Linked DNA regions of Homo sapiens: region 2 is linked to region 1. Evidence: chromatin loops called from intact Hi-C (ENCODE). Cell type or tissue: K562. All regions are shown on one strand. Links, peaks and the distances in the headings refer to the core of each region. The heading gives the core; the rest is flanking DNA.

Region 1 (11,106 bases), core at 3,613-8,612:
CGGAGTAAATTTCTGCTTGTTACAGCAGCCCCAGGAAACTATTACACTCCACCTCAGCATTTTCCTCCAGGCATCCCTCAACCCTGTTCTTCCAACATTTCCCAAGAAAGAAAGAAAAAAATATTACTTCACATATGTATATTATAAATCTTGCCATTTCATTTGCCTTCTTTTAACATCAGTGGGTAATCTTACCTCACAAAGTTAGATGTAATATGGAAAAACCTCTACAATTTTCAAACCCATAATAATCAAGTTCTATAATCACCAAAAAAGAAAAGTACAAAAGAAAACCAATGGTGAGAACTCTTATAAAGCAAGTACAAAGACAAAATTGGCTATGCACTATCATTAACAGAAGCTATCACGGCTCCTTTGTAATCTTAAGCAGCTATTCCATGATCTTTTCTCTCGCAATGATGAACCGAACTTTTGATAAAATATTTGATCTCCTTTTAGCCAAAACTCTTCTTTATAAGCCCATTTAATATTCCAGAAGGATTTTCTTTCGTTTGAAGAAATATAAGTTTGACATTCTAAAGGCATTTGTATTTTAAAGCCTACAAAAAGATTTTTGGAGAGTACCTGGTGAAGTACCGACTTGCCCCTGTGGCTCAAAAGTTCAATTATTATAGACATTTCACTCAGAACAGCATTTCTGTCTTTTAACCTTCATCTAAATAAATGTTCATTTTTATAAAAATGTTCATTTTTCTTTCACTATGATAGAGCTCAAGCCCTTGCAATATGTTTTAAAAGTTGTAGGAGATATACAATTATACTTTTTTCCTTTATTCATGGTTCTAAACAGTTGTCTACATCCCAAAATAAGATAAAACTTTGTTTCCTGCAGATCCAAGTTTCCCAAAAAGATATCAGTAAGAATAGATTGCAATTCTCTCAGAATGAGCATGTATCAGGCAAACATATCTCTTTTATTGTGTTTTTCTGCTGAAACACAAGAAATAGATACCCTAATTTTGGAAAGCTCACTCCTATAAAGACATTTCTAAACTGTGAGAAAATTAGCTCAACAATGAGGAATGAAACTCTCTTCCAAAAACATTTACACAATTTGCAAAGAGATGGCTAAAGCACATCTTAACGGGCAGATTGTGTTTGTTGTAGGTGGAAAGAGCTACAGAAAAGTGATTGAACATGACAAGACTCAGCTTTTAAAACCTGACTTCATTTGGCATCTAATAAAAAGAATCATGCTTACTTAATTCATGGCATTTTTCCCATATGAGAAACAGTAAAATTCAAATGAAGCAAAAAGAATAAAGTTGACAAAGATACAGTTTGAAAATGTGGCTGAAAACAAACCAAAGGTAAAATGACCTTGACTACCGTAATAGTCAGGGTTCTTTGTACCTAACAGAAACTGACTCTACCTAACTTAAGCAGAAAGAGAATTTACAGGAAGAATATGGTGGAGCTCAAAGAATAAAATAGCCAGAAAGGACAGGAGCAGAATATCTCTAGCAATCTAGGTAGCAAGAACTAATGGGCATTCTGCCTGGACACTATCATTGGGTAAATCCACTTTAACTGCTTTTCCATCTAAATTAAGTCTAGGAAAAATCTGATTAGCCTACCTTGGTTACTCACCTAGAAGAGTTGAGAACCCTTTGACCAAGGTTGCTTGTAATGTGAGAAAGAGAAATTGAGAAGTGTTTAAGAGGAGAAGGAGAAATGGATGTTGGGTTGCATAAGTAAGTAAATAAATAAATAAATAAATAAATAAATAAACATCCTCTTTAAGTAAGCTCATATCACAGTATAATACATACTCTACGTATTTTTGGAGAGAAAGTTTTTAAAACTTGCATTTCACTTAGCAATGACTTTATATAAAAGGCCTGGTGAACTTTTTAAAATGTTTATTAAAACTACAATTAACCTAAGTAAAAGTTTTTGACACACTAAAAAACAGTTACTGACCGGGCGCAGTGGCTCATGCCTGGCCTGTAATCCTAGCACTTTGGGAGGCAGAGGCAAAAGGAACACTTGAGCTCAGGAGTTCAAGACCAACCTGGGCAACATGGTGAGACCTCATCTCTATTTAAAATTAAATAAAAAACTAAAAACAAGAAAAAAAAACAGTGACCTGCAGATTCTCCTATATTTGCAAGTTAGCATGAATATTTTAAGTAGCTCCTGAATGTACTTTTGAACTTTTATAATCTAAAGAAACAGATATTTGTGCACTTTAAGAATAAAAGTTCAAAACTTACATTTTGAAATCATGCCTTGACATTGTCTCACCTTACACTGTATTACAATACAGGCTCTAGGACCGTGGACTGTTTTCTATGAAAATATGTTCAGGACTCTTGGATGTGTGATCCCAAGAAGGATTTAAAGCTGTAATCTGGGCTGAGCACAGTGAATTATGCCTGTAATCCCAGCTCTTTTTGAGGCCAAGGCGGGAGGATCACTTGAGCCCAGGAGTCCAAAATCAGCCTGGGCAAAATAGTGGGACCCCTATCCTACCAAAATAATAATAATAATGATACTTCAACTGTGCAGACATTTCTTATAAAAATTCATTCTCAATTTTGCCTATTTTAGCTAAACTTTTGCAAATACTACCTGATCAGAAAGTCTACATCTAATTTATGATTTTGAGCTTGGAAATTAGGCAGCATGAATTAGGCAGAAAAAATAAATTTGAAAAATTGTACAGCTCAGATTCTGAGGTTGATTTAGGAACTACTATTCAAGCCACAAGATAAAGATTTTGCAGTTAATTACTAAAACATTTAATACTTCTGGGCATGAATAAAAGTATAAAAATGTAGTACTGATCTAATATTTTCAAAAACATACTAAAGGCACCATTCAATGGAGCAGACATTTAACAATAATCTTCTGCCAAATTCTGGGGCTGGAAAGATGAATAAGACATAGGTGCTCCCCCCCTTCCAGTCACTCAAAATTTAGAAGCCTTGTAATATATAATTGTAATTTTATATGGGAAGCAATAAAAGAATTACGTACATGATGCTGAAATAGTATATAGAAGGAACGGCTTCTTAGGAGATGGATGTTTGATTGACTTTGAAAGATGAAAAGGTAATCAGAGTGGAAAAGACTTGCCAACCAAGAAAACAAATAATAAAGGCCTTGAAATAGTAGGAAACATGGAGAGATATAGGAAAGGCAATAAATGTGCTATTGCTAGAGCATGACTTTGAAGTGACTACAGAACTAGTAGCTAGACTCAGGGCCATATCAAAAATGCTTTTTATGCTATAATAAGGAATTTTAACTTAATCTTACAGGTCAGCATTTCCTAAGCTATCTACCCTAAGAACAAAAAGCTCCTTTGAAGAATTTCTATAAATGTTCATGCTCAACCCAATAAGCCTGAGAAATACTGCATACTAAAATTCTACGTAGTAGACATTACAGGTGAGGGCCAACATCTATTTCACCACCTTTTCAATAAAGTTTCATTGCAGCTTGAGGAACTGATTCCATCTGCAGAGAAGGGCCCTGATGAGTCTAAGCAAATACAATATGTCTCCCTTGCCCAAGATTGATTAAGGAACTGTGACCTAGGCCAATCAGCACAGGACATTCTCCTGGTGACAGTTACTGGTCCAGAGTTGGACCTAAACTATTACAGTTGACCCTGAAACAACATGGAAGTTAGAAGCATCAACCCTACACACAGACAGAAATCTGCATAGTACTTTTGTCTTCCCAAAAACATAACTGCTAACAGTCTACTGCTGACCAGAAGCCTTGCCAATAATACTAAGAAACTGTTATTTTTAAAAATCATAGAGAAGAAAAAATACATCTACTACACATTAAGTGTAAGTGGATCATCATAAAGCTCTTCGTCCTCATCATCTTCATGTTGAGTAGGCTGATGGGAAAATAGAAAGGGAAGGGATCTGTCTTGCTGTCTCAGAGGTGGCAGACTGGGGAGGAAATTCAAGTATAAATGAATTCAAGCAGTTCGAACCTGTGTTGTTCAAGGGTCAATTGTACATCAGACTGAACAGAAGTACTATTGTTCCATGATTGTAGAAAAACACTCTCTTTCTCTCCCAGAAGGCTTAAGTGAGAATAAATACAGCTTAAATGCTATAGGAAATGGGCAATGATCCTATGACTACAAGAACCAACCTCAGGATGATATAAGGGTGGATGGCAGAGCAAAAGGTGAAAGAACCAGTCTTTGATGCCATCATTGAATTGCTGGATCTAAAGAGAAGAATAAGACCTCATTTATGATGTCAACAGGGTCATTCATTCTTACAGGGAAGAAGGCACATATACAGTAATTTCAAAACACTTTAAAAAGTACTATAGTAGGCCAGGCAAAGTGTCCCACACATGTAATCCCAGCACTTTAGGGGCCAAGGTAAGAGGATCACTTGAGCCCAGGAGTTCAAGATCAGCCTGGGCAACATAGTAAGATCCCATCTCTACAAAAATAAAAATTAATTAGCAGGGTGTGGTGGCATGCCTGTAGTCCTAGCTACTTGGGAGGCTAAGGTGGGAGGATCACGTGGCTGGGAGGTCAAGGCTGCAGTGAGCCGTGATCACAACACTATACTCTAACCTGGGCGACAGACCAAAATTGTGTCTCAAAAAGAAATTAAAAAATAAAAATAAAATAAATGAAAAGTACTATAGTAAATTTTAGTACAGAAATGAAAAAACAAAGAAGAAGAGACTGACTCTCCTCTTTGTTTTTTGGCTCTCCTCTTCTTTCTAGTCAAGGCCAGAAAAAGCTTTACATGCGTTTCACCTAAATCTTGAGTAATGTACAGGAGTCCACAGTCTACAAGTTCAATTTGTTTTCATACACTGATATATTTAGCATTTTATATTATAGCCAAGTGGTCATAAAATTATGAAAAGTAAAATCATTTTTAAATGGAGGTGCTGACAAGTTGCATATGAATTTAAAATGCATTAAACATAGTTTATGATTTAGTCTCATTATACATAGTAGGATTGAAAAGGGAGTTTTTTAGATCTAACAGTCTAAGAAGACATAAAACACCTAGAATAAAATAAAGATTTGGAACTACTCATGCATATTTTTTTCTGCATTTTAAACAACATACTGTCATTGTAAAAATCATGTGATTTTATCTCCTATTTTTTCAGTTTTGCATTTATATTTTATTTTACAGATACCATTCTATACAGTGGAATTTCACTATTTGCCTGAGTTTAATGCCATTTCTCAAATACCAATAGCCAATCATGATACAATTTAAATTGCTTGAAAAGGATTTTGTGATGGGCAATATAAAAGGCCATGGGGATCCTTTGAATATGTAGTCGAACTTTTTAGTTCTCATTAATACAATAAGCCTTGTAATCACTGTTCAGCGAACTATACCTTTAATGTTGAGTTATCTTCCCATAAGTAAAATGTCAATTGTGCCATAAATGCCATTTGACTTGGGTTTTGTTTCTGCTTAAAAAAAGGGTATACAAATTATAATTGATGATATCATTTATTGCCTGAAAACACCAAACCTAGCAAGCTTTGTTTCCCCACCTAATGATTTAAGTGTGCTCTTACCCAGAAACATTCTGAAGAGTTTCTCACCACATAATAAAACAAAGTGTTATATTATCCTTATGACTTGTCAAAACCGAGGAATCGGAAAGAGACAGCCTGAAAAGGAAAACCACATCAAAGTTGTTTTACTTCCAGGAAAATGATTTGATCATTTAAAAATTTTAAAACTATTTTTCATATTTAATTGAATTTTTTAACCTAAGTTGTTGGAGATTGAAACATTCTCATCTATTTTATCTTAGCAAAATGAAGATAAATGTAAAAATGCCATGTGCATTCTTTATTTAAAATGACTCTTCTTTGTGGAATAGAGGCTTTAGACATAAAGTTCTTCATCTGTAGCAATATTTTGACTATCTTTATGCTGGAATCTTTATCCTGACAGTTGTGCAGCTGTACAGGTTTGCAGCTTTCTGAGCTAAACTCAAGAGGCTCTGAGTCCATGCCAGCTGTCTTTCAATTTCACATCAACTCTCTTGGTGCTTTGTCAGTTTAAAGCTTTTGCAAAGTTTGCAGGGCCTGAATTCATTAGATAAGGGAAATGAGTCATCTAAATCTTACCCAACCTCAACTGCCATAGACACTCACTATTGTAAATTTCCTTCAAGATTGAATTGGAAAATAGACCCCATGGGTTTTTGTCAGTGTTGGTATTTGATGATACCCTTGTAACAGCAGCTGCTGAAGCTGTGTGTACCTCAATAAATTCTATTTTAAATTCCCTTTCCTTCATATTTTATATATAAAATTGGAAGGCAACGGCTGCAATAATAAGGGCAAAAAGGTCATTTAAAGTTCAGTTCACCAGGCACATGATAGGCAACTCATCACAAAGGCACTTTTTAAAAATAATTATGGTTATTAGAAACAAAATCCATCTTGTTTTTAAAGAATTCTGCAGCATCTTAAAACAGGTAAGAAACAGATTGTCAGGGATAGTTAAGTTGGAACACAAAGCTTCAACAAACACAAGGATTTGACAATTCCTCTGGGAGTGAGGAGCAGCCTTATTATCACAAGCCATCACATTGATCTGTATTTTGGTACAGGAGGATCTTAGATCTGCAGAGACCCAGCCCTTACCACATGTTATTAGAAATATTTAAGTGCATGCCTGTATTTTAAACTGAAAGGGGGAAAAAAAACAATACTACATGGAACAGAAAAAAAGTATCGATAACATTCTGTAAGACTATAAATAAATGAGTGCTTCATCCCACAAAGATTAAAATCTGTATAAATTTTGCCTTCTGGAAGTACTTTCCAAGACATTGAGGAAAGAAAACATGAAGTATCAAAACAGGAGAAATGACAGAGAAATAGAAATCGCCTGCAGTAGAATTTCAGGTTATGTTAACCAAATGACATTTATTGCCCATTGCTTTTCTACAACTAAGTCATTACAGCACAGTGTGACCTAAAGCATGGTCTTCAGAATTAGAAAGAGCCACTTAGAATGTATATGATCTTGGGGAGTCTATTCTTACTTTCTGAGCCTTAGTTGCCTTGTTTGCAAAATGGGGATACTATCCAATTCATGATGCCATGAAAAATACTGCATGTCAAGTATCTGGCATATAGTTTATGAGCAAAAAAATGCTAACTATTAATTTTTAATGGCCCTGTAATCCCAGCACTTTGGGAGGCAGAGGCAGGTGGATTACAAGAGGTCAGGAATTCGAGACCAGCCTGGCCAACATGGTGAAACTCAGTCTCTACTAAAAATACAAATATTAGCCTGGCGTGGTGGCAGCACCTGTAGTCCCAGCTACTCGGTAGACTGAGGTAGAAGAATCACTTGAACCCGGAAGGCGGAGGTTGCTATGAGCCAAGATCGCACCACTGCAGTCCAGCCTGGGTGACAGAGTGAGACTCCATATCAAAAAAAAAAAAAAAAAAAAAAAATTAATGGATGCCATAGTGTAAAAACTTTGTAACTGTATTGTTGCTGTCTCAATTTATAACCCAGAGTAATTATTAAACCTATTCCTGGGAAATTTGGGGAAACTAGAGTGTCTATTGAAGTTCTCTTTGTGTATACCACTCATTGCCCTCTTGTGATGGGGAAGGAAAATACATGTAATGAAGAATTTAAGACATCTAACCAGTCAACTAGATACTTACTAGAGAGGCCCACAAGCTCTAATAATGCTGTCCAATAGTGCTTTCTCCAATGATGGAAATGTTCCATATCTGCACCATCAAATATGATAATGACTACATACTTGTGACTACTGAGCATGTGAAATGTGACTAGTGCCAACTGAGTAAACAAATTTTTATTTTATTTCAAATAATTCAAACATAAATAGCCATATGTGGCTAACACTGTCATATTGTGTAGCACATCTCTGATTGACACTTTCATTAGAACTTCTTAGGGAACATAAGAGAAAAGTAGATCTGAGTGAATAAAAATTCAGTAAAGATATCAAAAGGCCTGTTCCCTTAATGCAATCCCTGGATCTTTAGAAACATGTTACTTACTGAGCTGTGATGCATCAAAACTTCTAATGGAATCAGCAGGGGCTTTGCCAAGTAATATGAGAGAAGTGATGAGCTACTCAGATAGTTCTGCCAAAGTGCGGTGGAGAGCTCTGCCCAAGTGTGGTGGAGAGCTCTGCCCAAATATGGCAGAGACAACTGTCAGCTGCTTGATAAGATGAAAAATAGCAGGACTCTTTAGAACTGCCATTGTCATAAGCTTTCCAAAGAGGTATCCCTGAAAGAACCCAATGCCGACAGGAGCCACCTCCAGCAGAATCAATGCTTGACAATAAACAAGGAGTCATTGTTAGGGTTGGTTTGCAAAGACACAGTCACATCTTGGAAATCCTCGTCTCCTCTACTTTCAGTTGGACGTTATCCTTGTAGAAAAAGGATATGTGACCTAACATATGTTAGGATGTAAACTAACATATTCATAGGTTCTAGACACTAGGACAGCTTTAAGGGGCCATTATTCTGCCTAACCCTCACATACACACACAGTCCTACTGTAACAAGCAGACAGGATGATGTTTTGAGTCCCCAGGGAACAATGTCAGCTTAGACCCTATTTCCAACAATTAACAAAATATTTGAGTACTCCCCTTTCCAAAATATATGATTATCCAAGTAAATGGTCATAGGTCCCTTTGAGTAAGGAATGATGAAAGTGTTACTCCTTATATGTGCTATATTGCAGGATACTTCTTCCTAAGAATTTGACCTCCTTTCAGTCAATGGGTTCTGGATCTAAGAACTGGCTCAGGTCTGTCAACTGAACAAAAGATTATGACATTAAATTGCAGTGGCTGCTCTTAGCTTCCTAATCATTAATACTTGATTTCTTTTGGTTGTATAGATTGTAAAATACCATTGTTGACTACCCATCTGTTTTGCCCTTGGGAACATCATACTCTATCTCCACAGCTCACTCTGGGTCAGACATGCTTGGCTTCCACTCTGACCTTTGATTGTTACAACAATTGTATTCACCTTGCTTCTGATAGTTAAGTGCACGACCTGACTTCCGTTATTTCAGGATTATTTCATGCTCTTTACTCTTCATGATCCCACTTCTATAATATCTTCTACTGTCAGCCCTGGCCTACAGAGGAGTGCCACCACTGAACTCAAAACAAAGCTAGCCATTCTGATTACTGCAGTTCACATCACTATGGCTAATAGTTTCTTTTTTTTTTTCTTCCAGCAAGTTAAAGATGTCACCCCATTGGGTTTTTTTTGTTTTGCATATTTTCTAGATAAGAATTGTGATTTATTGTATTTGTTCTTCCCTATGTAATTTGTCTTTTTTTCTTTGACTGTTTTCAAGACTTCCTCTTTGTCAGACTACTTCCAGCAGATTGAATATGATATGCCTAGAGATGCGTGTGTGTGTGTGTGTGTGCGTGCATGTGTGATTTTAATCATGCTTGGTATTCTTTGGTTTTGGTGTTTAATTGAATCTTTGCTTTAGTGTCTGTCATTAATTTTAGAAAATTATCAACTGTTGTGTGGTTGTTGTGGTGGTGGTTGTTGTTATAAGGGTGGAAGCATGCTCTTTTCAAGTTTTTGTTTTGTTATGTTTTGTTTTCGACAGGGTCTCACCCTGTCGCCCAGGCTGAGTACGGTGGCATGATCACAGCTCACTGCAGTCTCAACCTCTGGGGCTCAGATGATCCTCCCACCTCAGCCTTCTGGGTATCTGGGACTACAGTCACGTGCCACCACACCAGGCTAATTTTTGTGTTTTTAGTAGGGACGAGGTCTCACTATGCTGCCCAGGCTGGTCTTGAAGTCCTGGGCTCAAGCAATCCGCCCACCTCAACATCCCAAAGTGCTAGGATTACAGGTGTGAGCCACCACACCTGGCCCTTTTCAGCTTTTTATATGCTAAGCAGAATCCAAAATCCCCTTAGTACTTTGACAAGTAAATTCTGTCCACTCCACAGAACATAGTCAGCTGGTGGGTGGTCTAGCCTTACATAGTATATCCATTCTAAAATTCTCTGAGCTTTCTGATTGTTTTTTCTGTGGAAGTTATGGCATTTTTACTTTTTTGCAATGTGGACCATAACATTTTCCAAGTTTCTAAGCTCCAACGCAGAATGCTATTTCACCATCTCTTAAGGTCTTTTCAGTGTTAAACCCTGTATCATGATACAGTGATCTCCTATCAGTAAACTCTCCCTTATTCAACTTTCTCTTTTGAATCAGCACCCTTAGAATCCAGTCCCGTATAGACTCTTCAGTCCCTGCTAGTGTATGTTTGCTAGGTCCTGCAACTCCTTCCATCCCTTTGCTTGCTTACCAGGCTCAGCACTTCCCCAGACATTTCATGTTGTAATTTGACCCCTTGCTATTTGTCAGGAAATATAGGAAGGAAGGTAAGGGTATATTCTGGAGGGGATGGGGGGGTTGGTGTAGACACTTTTTTTGCAAGGAAGAAACCTCTCTCTACATTGTCTATAAGCAACCACACCTCTCTACAATGTCTAAAAGAAGGAGAAAGTCAAAGGTTTAGGAAAACATAAGAATTTTAGATTTTCAAGTGTATTGACCCAGATGTTCCTGTCAGTAATCGCACTCCTTTACAAACAGGGCTGTGGATTCTGTAAATGGACCTACCATGATTGAAAATTCAACTTTCTTTGGAGCTCTGACACAACTATAATTAAGCCCTGAGTTTAATCTTCAGCCTCTTCTGACCTCTGGCAGTAAATTAGAGTTTATGCTTCCAAAGAGGCCCTCTGGTTTTACCCTTCACCTTATAATGGTAAAAAATCATCCTTCCCTTTTTATTCTTTTCCTGTAATGCATTGATCCACCCCAGGGAGAGCCATCTCATTCAATAGTCTATAAATTATGATTTCACCTGAACCTCTCAAACACCTGACCTGTCATACCTGCCAGTGTTTTTCTTTTCAGCAGTATTCGATTACTTTTTATCACTCATGAAAGTTTTAAAAATTACAATGAAAATTCATGCCAGGCTCTATTAGTGCTCCAACTACCAACAGTGATGGTAAACCAATTCTTAAGTCTCATTTTAGAATCTGCTT
Region 2 (11,106 bases), core at 4,145-9,144, 120 kb before region 1:
GGCTGGTCTAACCCTGCACCTTTAAATTGGTCAATTGACTCCTTTGACACAATACTCAACAATTTTGAACATCTTTGCTTTTTTACCCATTTTAACTATGAACATTGCCCCATATGGAACATATGCCCCATAAGGATTATGACCTTAGCCTACACTCCAGACCTCTTGCTTCGGCTCTTGACTAGAGTTTCACACTCATTGCCTTCAAACCTGATGATAGAAAGGACAAGCTTTTGGATCATTTTCTTGAATATGATTCTCACTTTTCTTCGGGCTGCATCCATCCCTTCCCCTACTCCAGTCAACAGGCTCTGCCACTGCTAGTACTGCCAGCCCAGCCTCTGCAACCCTTCCTGAATGCCAGCCTATGAAGTTTCCATTTCTGGGACTAGCAAAGCTGAAAGAATCACACCTCCAACCATGGAGAATGCAAATTTGAATTATGCAGATGCTCACCTCTAATTAGTTTAACATCTAGTTGAAGGTATAATATATGTAGACAACTAAATATAATGCAGAGCAGAATAAATGAGTGTTATAACAGAAATACAAACTCCTTAGCAGTATTAGATGAGTTCAGATAAACACCCGACCAAACATGCTTAATTTCCCTAAAAAAAAGTCATCTGATGTTGACAAATTATATATCATAAACATAGCTCAGCCAACATGTACCTAATTCAGTTGGCTATTCCAAAGGAAGACAGAACTACCTGTTCCTGAGTACCGTAGAAAAATGGTGTCCTAGGGTGAGATATGTCTTAACAATAAATGACACCTCCTACTATCCCCAACCTAGATTTCACAATGTCCAAGGTGGCATGGTGCAGTGTCACTTAATTTCTAGACAAGAAGACAGGCCCCAAACATTTCAACATACTAAAGTTTGTCACTGAAAGCTCTGTAGGAACAGAAAAAAAAAGCGTTGTGAGTGCCCAGAGATGTGCTGAATACCTATGGGAACAGTTCAGATCTCATTTATACTTCAATATACAAACAGTTCCAGCAGTATGTACACTCAAGTATAAATGATCTCATTTAATCATGTAAGTATTCAGGTATGAATGAGATCATTTATACTTGAATATTTGGTTATACACAGTTGGTTACACACAGTTCCAGCAGGATTCAGTGGTTACTGCCTGTGCTGTTGTGTCATACAAAGTTTCCACTTTGTTTATTTTGGATATTATTTAAATTTCCTCTTTGTGTTTCCTACAAAAATTTTAAACATTGCCTTTGATCTTTTCTTTTTATTCAGCTAGCTTGACTCCCTGAAATTCCAAGATATGTTTTGGCACAAGACAAAAAGAGCTGAATAGATTAAATATTTTTCTAATTCTTTTTTAAACTTTGAAGAAAGACAAGTTAAAAGTTATTGTCGATACCATGTGACTTAATCAAAGGTGCTGAATGTGTTTTTTATATGCACTTCAGAAGAATATTTGCTACTTATATCCTTTGAATAATACAGTTGAATCTCTTAGCTCATTTTTCCTTTAACAAAATTGTTAATTTAAGATCTTTTTAATGCTTTATTTTTAATTACTGGAGAAAGCCTTGAGCATTCCAAGAACGTAAGATTTAAAAATAATAATAAAGTAAGCTTCTGTTTGCTGAAGCTAACCCTTTGAATGTGGATGACTAATGTTTGGGGAATGAATAATCATTGTTCATAATTGTGGGTGGTAGTTTCTACACAGCCTGTGGACTAGTTTGTTAATCAAAGTACAATTTCATTTTTGTCTTATATAACCCAATATAAATTATTTGGGATATTGGAAACGTAGGTAAATTTTTAATAAACCAAATATTATTACAGGAAAGAATTCTGAATAATAAAGCCAGTGTTTTGTTGATCTTACTGCTGCCAGTTAACAGTTACTGACTCTGCCTTCTGACTCTGTAATGGTCATTCTCTTCTGACAAAGTATGAGTGTGGACTCTGGTCTGAGAATGGAAAGGAGAGATGTCCTCTTCCTGCTATCCTTCTCCCACAGAAGTCTCTGCAGACATAATAGATGCCTTCTATTGGTAGATTGGGCTCCAGCCTGAGCTGGACTGGGCTTCTGAGCCCTGGTTTCATGTTACTGTGAGAGGAATTCATGGAGCCTGATATGGTTTGGCTGTGTCTCCACCCAAATCACATCTTTAATTGTAGCTCCCATAATCCCCATGTATCATGGGAGGGATCGAGTGGGAGGTAATTGAATCATGGGGGCAGGTTTTTCCTGTGTTGTTCTTGTGAAAGTGAGTAAGTCTCATGACATTTGATGGTTTTATAAAAGGCAGTTCCCCTGCACACGTTCTCTTGCCTGCTGCCTTGTAAGACGTGCCTTTGCTCCTCCTTCACCTTCTACCATGATTGTGAGGCTTCTCCAGCCATGTGGAACTGTGATTCATAAATTACCCAGTCTCAGGTATGTCTTTATTAGCAGTGTGAAAATAGACTAATATAGAGCCTCAGTAGATCCATCCTGATATGGAGGCCACTCATCTCTCAGACACTGGTATCAAAACTTTAAACTTCTGTTCAATATCACTTCCTAGCATTGCAGTTGCCTTCTGGGACTTCAGCCAGCATGGTGGGCTCTAACGCCCCACCCTCTTATACCCTCTTTTCTCTCTCCTGGGAATTTGATCTTATTTCCCCTATGCCCAACGAAAGCTTAAGGTTGTACTGTACATGTGCCAACTTCCAGGCTCACATCAGCCTCCTGACTCCATCTCTGACCAATGAGTTCTCCCACTACTGTGCCAACCACCAGATGACTTCTCTGCGGATTCAGCTCTGGATTCCATCAAGGAACCAATGATGCTCCTTTGATTACCATAAAATGGCACATAGTAGGACTCACTCAGAGGCCAGCCCCCACTTCTCCTCAGTCCTTATTTCTTCACTTTCTCTCCTAAGGGGGTCCCAGCATATTTGTCAGTTCAAACTAATTTGGCAACCACCCACCCATGGCTGAATCTATGCACGACTGTCCTAAAAAAAAGTGTGGCAACTGCATTCCAGGGCTCAAAGACACTGCAGGCCCCACCTCCCACCTCCATCAAAATGCTTTTGCTTTTAGCTGTTATTCCCTGTTTCTGCCTACTGTTTTGTAACTGGATTTTGTCTCTCTGCTTAGTCCCTTTGTATTGTCTCTTCTGCCAGTCTATCTGATTTTCAATTTTAATTCTACATTTGGACTTTCTCACTAATTGCCCTCACTTCCATCCACCTACTGCAGCCTGAGGACAGGTCGAGGACAAGCCTGACATTCCATCGAGACCCGTAGGAACTGGCCAAAGCCCAGCACCCAAGAGGAAACATGGCTGGAAGAAGAGATTGGTAACTACCCAAATCAAAATCTTTTGTTTCATTTGAAATTGCCCCATTCATTCAAAACACTAATCCTTCTCCACTACCGATATACCTCTTAACCCCATCAAGGGAACCCATTTAAATTGCCAGAAGATCAACCCAAAACATATCATCATATTAAAGGAAAAATGAAAGGACATTGGTGGAAGTGATAATAGTATCTCCATATTTCCCTACTGGTTTCAAAACTTTTTTTTACGTTACTAATTCACATCCACAGGATTGGAAGTATTCATTAGAATTAAGTTTAGCTATGAGTGCCAGACACTCCAAGATAAAGTTTATTTCTCTTTTGTATATAAGTGACAGGTCCAGGGATGGCCAGGGACTCAGATGCCTGTATTCTTGCTCTACCATTCCCAGCATAAGATGCTCCTGCAGCGATTATCACATCTATTCTGGACCTAGCTTCAAGGGATGCCAGGAAATGCAGTCTTTAAGTGCCTATGTGTTTAGCTAAAAATTAAGAAAGAAAAAGATACAGATAGATATTACAGAACAATTTGTTTCTGCTACATTGGGCATGTGATTTCTAGTAATGTGTCCATTGAAATACAATTATGAAAAAGGTGTTGGTCCCTGTTCCTCCACTGTCATCATAACATTATGCAAATACATTTCTATGTATGTACCTATTTCTATGTAATGTGCATTTCTGTAGGTATCTAATGACATCCGGAAAAAATCTAATGAATTTTGAAGTACTTGAATCTTTTCTAAAATTTCTGATATCTGAGCCCATTTTATGATTATAAAATGCATTTTATCTACTTTTGCTTCATTGTTTAATGTAAATGAAATAATACAGAAATAAAATATTTGGTTCACTTTATGAGAGGTACAGCATGAACAACCAATTAAAAGTAGTTTCCAGGGATCCTTTGCCAAGAAACAAACAAGTAAAAATGATCTCTAAGTAAAGAAAGGGAATACTTGAAAGTCTTCTTTTTTTTTTTTTTTTTTTTTTGAGATGGAATCTCACTGTGTCACCCAGGCTGGAGTGCAATGGTATGATCTCAGCTCACTGGTTCACTGCAACCTCCACCTCCCAGTTTAAATGATTCTCATGCCTCAGCCTCCCAAGTAGCTGGGATTAGAGGTGCCTGCCACCACACCTGACTCATTTCTGTATTTTGGTAGCGATGGGGTTTCACCATGTCGACCAGGCTGGTCTCGAACTCCTGACTTGAAGTGATCCACCCACCTCAGCCTCCCAAAGTGCTGGAATTACAGGAGTGAGCCAGCATGCCCAGCTGAAAGTCTTCTTCATTAATACCTTTTATCTCGATATCATTTCATGAGTTTAAAATTTCATCATTAGCAGTTTATTAATTCTGAAAAAAGAAGCCTCTGAGGTACATATGGAAGAAATTATTAAGATATCTTACAGTTGATGAAACTAAGACTGAGAGGTAAATTATTTACATATATTACATAACTAATTGAGGATAACTGTGGGTCTAGAACCGAGGTTCTTTGACTTTTGAATCCAGTGGTATTAATTTCCTTGTTCGCAATTCCTAGGTGTAACTGCATTTATTCATGCATGTATGCATGCATGCATTCAACAATGACTTTTTAAATTTTGTTTTGATAAAAGTCCCTGGAATACACTCCTTTTAGGGGGTGTAAAAACTACCAAAGGAAATACCCTTTTAAAATAAAACATTCTTCAGTCTCGGGCTCTCCCCCAAAGTGGTTGCTTACTAGATACTGATATAGATATCTATATTGACATAAAGTAGGCTGGTGCAACTTGAATATATACAGCAGGGTACATTCAGATGCCAGTGCTATATTTGAAATCCAAATGTGTGTTTAGTTTTAAACCTGGTATTTTTAAAAATTAATGGTTTGGTTTTCTTTTACTGGGCAGCCTAGCTTCTGGAAGACCTTCACTGTGATCATAGAGTACAGAGTATTAGCTGTGGTTACCCAGGTGACCTGGCACCTAAGTGCCCAACCACTCAACAATAAAAGTCAGGATTACACCCAGCTAGGCCCATGAAGCAACCACAGACTCAACTGGTTATTTTTTTTCCTAACCAAACAAGATTAGACCAGTATTTTTGTGGACCTGTATATTCTCAGAACATTCTTATCTTCGTCTCTCCTTCATCAGCAGAGGCCAAACAATGTCAACTGTATCCAGCAGTTGACACTGAAGTGTCAACTGTAACCAGCAACTAACTCCCTTTCGGGCCAGGGTTGATTATTACCTTTATTCTACAGCTCTGTGTCTTAATGTAAAGCATTCAGTGGGAAGAAAAAGAATGTCCTTCTAAGCTGCACATCTAGAACCAGAACATATCCCCATTCAGAATAAACTAGTATTCAATTTCTGCCTAGCAAAGATAAAATGGAGAGCAATATATATGTATGTTTCTTACCCTCCTGAAGTTGACAATCTAAGAATCTAAAACTAAAGACAGACAAACAAGTAACTAGGAAGGAAGGAAGGGAGGGAGGGAGGGAGGGAGGACCAGGCTCTCAGAGGGTTGGCTAGATGCACACAAGTTGCCCACAGCCAACTCAGCTGAAGATAATAATTTATTCTAATTTGCTAAGCTGGACTTTGAAAATGCAATGTGAGTGAGTAACCATCCTCTAACATGTCTATCATTATGAAAGGAAAACTAACAGTTATGCCCGAGAAATCTATAATATCAACCACTGGTATCTGCATTCAATGCTGACCTACGTACACTATTGGCCCTACTTACACTCTTAAAAGAGAAAATTCAAAACAGATGTGCCTTGATAATTTATTCCTTTTCAATGAAATAGATTTCAGGAACTGAATTTCAACTACAGTGTTATTGGAAAGGAGGCCTAATCCAGACCCCAAGAGAGAGTTCTTGGATCTCATGCAAGAAAGAATTCACGGTGAGTTCACAGAGCAAAGTGAAAGCAAGTTTATTAAGAAAGTAAATAGAAGGGTGGCTACTCCATAGACAGAGCAGCCCCCAGGGCTGCTGGTTAGCTATTTTTATGGTTATTTCTTATCATCTGCTAAATATTGGGTGGATTATAAGTTTTCTTATCATATGCTAAATATGGGGTGGATTATAAGTTTTCTAGGAAAGGGGTAGGTATTTCCTGGAACTGAGGGTTCCTTCCCCTTTTTAGACCGTATAGGGTAACTTCCCGAGGTGGCTATGGCATTTGTAAACTGTCATGGCACTGGTGGGAGTGTCTTTTAGCATGCTAATGTATTATAATTACCATATAACAAGCAGCGAGGATGACCAGAGGTCACTTTCCACACCATCTTGGTTTTGGTGGGTTTTGGCTGGCTTCTTTACTGCATCCTGTTTTATCAGCAGGGTCTTTATGACCTGTATCTTGTGATACCAGTCCTGTTGACCTCCTAGCTCATCCTGTGATTGAGAATGCCTAACCTCCTGGGAACGCAGCCCATCAGGTCTCATCCTTATTTTACCCAGCCCCTATTCAAGATGGAGTCACTCTGGTTCATTTGAACTCTGACAACACCACTAAGAACCATTATAGGGATGCTTCAGTCTTCAAATTTTTCTGAGGTAGTTTTGGATGTAGTTAGAAATTAATCCTATGAGAGGGTAATAGAAAGCCAAGGCTCAAAGTTTTGAATCATCTATGGGCCAGTTGGCATCACTGTATGAACTGCATTCATAGTTTCTACCAGTTCCTGATTATAAAGGGAACCATTCATTGATTCACTCATTCATTAAATTAATATTTGAGGATCTAAGCATGTGAGAGAATAGATGGCTGAGCAAAAATCTAACACTTCTTGAAATTTTTAAATCAGAGGCATTTGATTTCATGAAAAATTAATTACATGCCTATTGTGCATTGAGACCTATGCTGTTAAGCTGATTGGCAAACCACTGATTTTAATGTAATTAGATAAAGCTTATGATAGATATATGCAAATGATGCTACTGAAAGGTAAAGTAAGAAGCAGGCAACTGCTCTATGAGGACACAGAAATATTTTTGTTGTTGTTATTGTCATTTATTTCTGTGTGTGTTTAATCTTGTGTTATTACATTCTAAGCACTGTACTAAGTATTTTTTGGGAATTCTGGTTTAATATTTACAGCATCCTAGGAAGTGAGCATTCATTTTCTCTACTTCAGCCTTACATGTGTGGAGGGAGAGGATGGGAGTGGGGAGAATGGCGGGACATTAAAGTTGGCCAGGTAAGAAGAGCCAGGCAATAAATGGTTTTATAGCGTAAGTAACTTGAAGGCAGGAACTACCAGAGAATTTTTATGCAGAATAGTAACATGGTCTCCTTTCATGTTACGAACAGCATTCAGCCTTTGCATTAGATTTGTGGGCATATGCCCTCAGCAGCTTTCTTGAAAGAAGTTCTGCTAGGTCATAAACATTAGACATTATAAAAGTGTTCTCCACAGCTGTTACAGAATAAGTTACATAAAGAATCAGAGGGAGCCCTGATTAAGATAACCTTGCCAAAGCAAGGTAGCGTGTGCAACCATCATATCAATAGCTCCAGAAGCACTGTTTGAAGGCATGGCTCATTCATTCCATGGCGTTGTTTTTCTCCTGTTGGTACTTTATAGGGATATGAAAATTAGTGATTATCTGTAAAATACATTATCAATTTATTCCTGATAAATGTGATAAAGTTGTTCATTTGCTGTACCCAGAGAATGAAACAGAGTTGTACCAAGGTTAAGCATTAAGTATTATAAAAGAAGAACACACACACAATCTTCTGTGAACACACACAACCTCCTGCCAACACACACAACCAGGAAGTTCTGCTTGATCTAATAAATGTGGATTCTGTGTTTTATATTGTTATAATCAGAATATACTAATATCAGCTTCCCTGGACACACTGAGTAATATGCCATGGCTATAGTGGAGTGGTTATCATTCTAGCTACAGACTAGAATCTCTGAGCAGCTTTTTAAGAATATTCACTTTTAGATCTCACCCCAGACTAATTCTTTCAGAATTTTTCTAGGCCAGTCCCAGTATTGGTATTTTTTTAAAGGTCTCCAGTTGATCTGTTACGTAACTGGGGCTGAGAACTGCAAACTCTTAGGGGATGCATAAGGCTGCATGAGTGGCTGAGTGTGGTGTGGCGAATTTCAGTTCTTTCCAGGGTAAAGACCTTCTTTAGGCCTTTGGGATTTTTAATGTAATCAAAACAAATTACTTGTTTGATTGTCTCAGCATACCTGTGAGGACATCTGTAAAGGCGAAGATCAAACTGATGAAGAAACTGTCAAGAAATGCTGTTGAATCTCAGGTACTATCGTTGGCCCATTTTAACAATTTTAAGGAATCAGGTTTTGAAATTTGGTCCACAAAGAATTATGTATTTACTCATACATTTTACCCGCAAATAGTATATGTTACCTCCAAAGGAGCAATGCTGGTTGAATTATTTATAAAATGATAAGCTTCTCAAGGAAGCTATTAAGAGAGAGAAACCAGGGCCTTTTTCCTACACAGTGATGGTTAATAAATCAAAATAGACACTTTGTTAATATGGCTAAATATAATAACAATACTGACAACTATAAAAGTCAAATTATTACAGAAAACAAAACTAAGTATCATATAATGCCTTTCTTATTGATCTGAGCAGTTCCAGTCAACCCTTACTAAAACTATTTTTATTAGAAGATTTAAGGGTTATGCTTTTATTGTTTTCAACTCATCTTGAATCTTTCAAGCTGGAGATTAACTCCCTAGGGACTACTTCTGACTGTGACGCTTTCAGGACAACATAGTTCAGCCACCTAGAGATTATCGACATGTCGCAAATAAGATTCTTTTCTAGGGCTGCTTTCTGGAAATGAAAGCAGTCTGTAGTGGGCTCTTCCATCCCCAGTCAGGTGAATAAGCTCAAAGGATATGTGTACCCTTTCTCCATAATAAAAGAAGATAAATGTTATAGTAGATGAGGCATAATGCTGTTTGCCTGTGCAAAATTACAAGATGGGCTTTTCCTAATCATAAGAAACCAATTTTCCAATGTCAGTCTTACAAGGAGTGGAAGTTTCTCACTTTCAAAGGTCACCATGGCTAAGTGGTCATTTTAGAAACCACCTCTAAGACAGGCTCAGATAAATCTTTTTCAGATATAGTTTATAGTCATAAAAAGACCATATTAAACCCTACGTTGAAAAAAGACACCATGTATTCCAGAACATATAATTATGAAACAACATGTACAAAACTTTTAAATAATTTTTTCAAAAAATTTTCAAGTACATTTATATTTCACTTTATTTTCTGAGGATGAACTGAATTATAATACAAAGCCTAGAAACTCAGAGTTTTGTAAAGGAGATGACCACCTCCCTGAAGAGGATCCAATATTTCCTAATGGAGGCTATTACATAATTACATGTTTAAAATTGCATTAGCTTTCTGTCCTTTAATTCTACTCCTTGAGTATATTTGGCATAACTATTGTTTACTCTCTTTCAACTTTACCCTATCCAAATTCATTTGTAAACATTAAACTTATATGCTAAATATCAATATGCAGTTTTCTTCCTTTACTTAAAAACACACATGTATCAATTTCTTTGATTACTGCAATCCTGTCTGCAGTACAGATATATGCATGCTGTCTGTAATTTCTGTTGTGTGTCTGCATCTTATCGCCACACAGGACTCTTAAGTTCTTGGATGGTAGAGATGTATACATTCCTGGTCTGATCAATATCCTCAAGAAAAGAAACAAATAAGCCTTCCCTTATTAAAAGTCTGCTGCATTTTCTTAATATTATGGAAATTCCTTCCTACAATTAAAACAGCGTGTGTGTGTTTGTGTATACTTTCAGAAACAGAAATTTCAATGACTCAGTAACATTCAAATAACAATATAAATACTGGTTTCATTAAATCTTCCATTGTCTTCAATGGTGCCCTGTTGCAATTTGAGAATAAAAAATTGGAAAAACTCTGCTGTGTCAGTTATGCATGCTTTAACAACATCACCACTAAAATCTAGTAGACTTTTCTCATTTAATTCACTGTGCAAAGCCTCATGGATTAGGTGGAAAGTTACAACTTGATGGTTATTTGATGGGGGTGGGAATGTGAGTAGAAAAAGATTCTTTGCATTTCTTATAGATATTTTGAGTACTCTTTGATACCTTCTGTATTAGCAGCTAATCAAAATATTCTCCTGGGAGCATGCTAAAACATTTTCCTAGCAATTTAATCTGGGTGAAATAATAACGTATTAATACCTGTTTATTTTCTTGTTTTTTTTATTTATTTATCTTTATTGTTATACTTTAAGTTTTAGGGTACATGTGCACATTGTGCAGGTTAGTTACATACATATACATGTGACATGCTGGTGTACTGCACCCACTAACTCGTCATCTAGCATTAGGTATATCTCCCAATGCTATCCCTCCCCCCTCCCCCCACCCCACAACAGTCCCCAAAGTGTGATGTTCCCCTTCCTGTGTCCATGTGATCTCATTGTTCAATTCCCACCTATGAGTGAGAATATGCAGTGTTTGGTTTTTTATTCTTGCGATAGTTTACTGAGAATGATGGTTTCCAATTTCATCCATGTCCCTACAAAGGACACCAACTCATCATTTTTTATGGCTGCATAGTATTCCATGGTGTATATGTGCCACATTTTCTTAATCCAATCTATCATTGTGGGACATTTGGGTTGGTTCCAAGTCTTTGCTATTGTGAATAATGCCGCAATAAACATACATGTGCATGTGTCTT

Evidence for each region. Hi-C counts contacts between places; a loop is a spot of excess contacts. Peaks named below come from ENCODE experiments on the same cell type or tissue, not always from the same donor. Only the 100,000 strongest peaks of a DNase experiment are listed, where the experiment ranks them.
Region 2: it touches region 1 in a loop (6-fold over the local background); 1 of 110 quality-filtered maps calls a loop at or near these places.

Annotation. Positions count from the first base shown.
Region 1 is chr2:195,481,125-195,492,230 of GRCh38, forward strand. No RefSeq gene overlaps it. Among named protein-coding and RNA genes, the nearest start is that of LINC01825, 46 kb to the right of the region's middle. In K562, for the core only: no CTCF peak of the experiment used is centred there; a DNase peak (open chromatin) is centred at 6,067.
Region 2 is chr2:195,362,588-195,373,693 of GRCh38, forward strand. The region is part of intron 1 of LOC105376755 (a long non-coding RNA gene); the gene reads right to left. LOC105373817 (a long non-coding RNA gene) reads left to right here and starts at 3,240. Exons shown (of 3, transcript XR_923733.3): 1 at 3,240-3,337; 2 at 6,158-6,256; 3 at 8,566-8,988. In K562, for the core only: no CTCF peak of the experiment used is centred there; no DNase peak of the experiment used is centred there.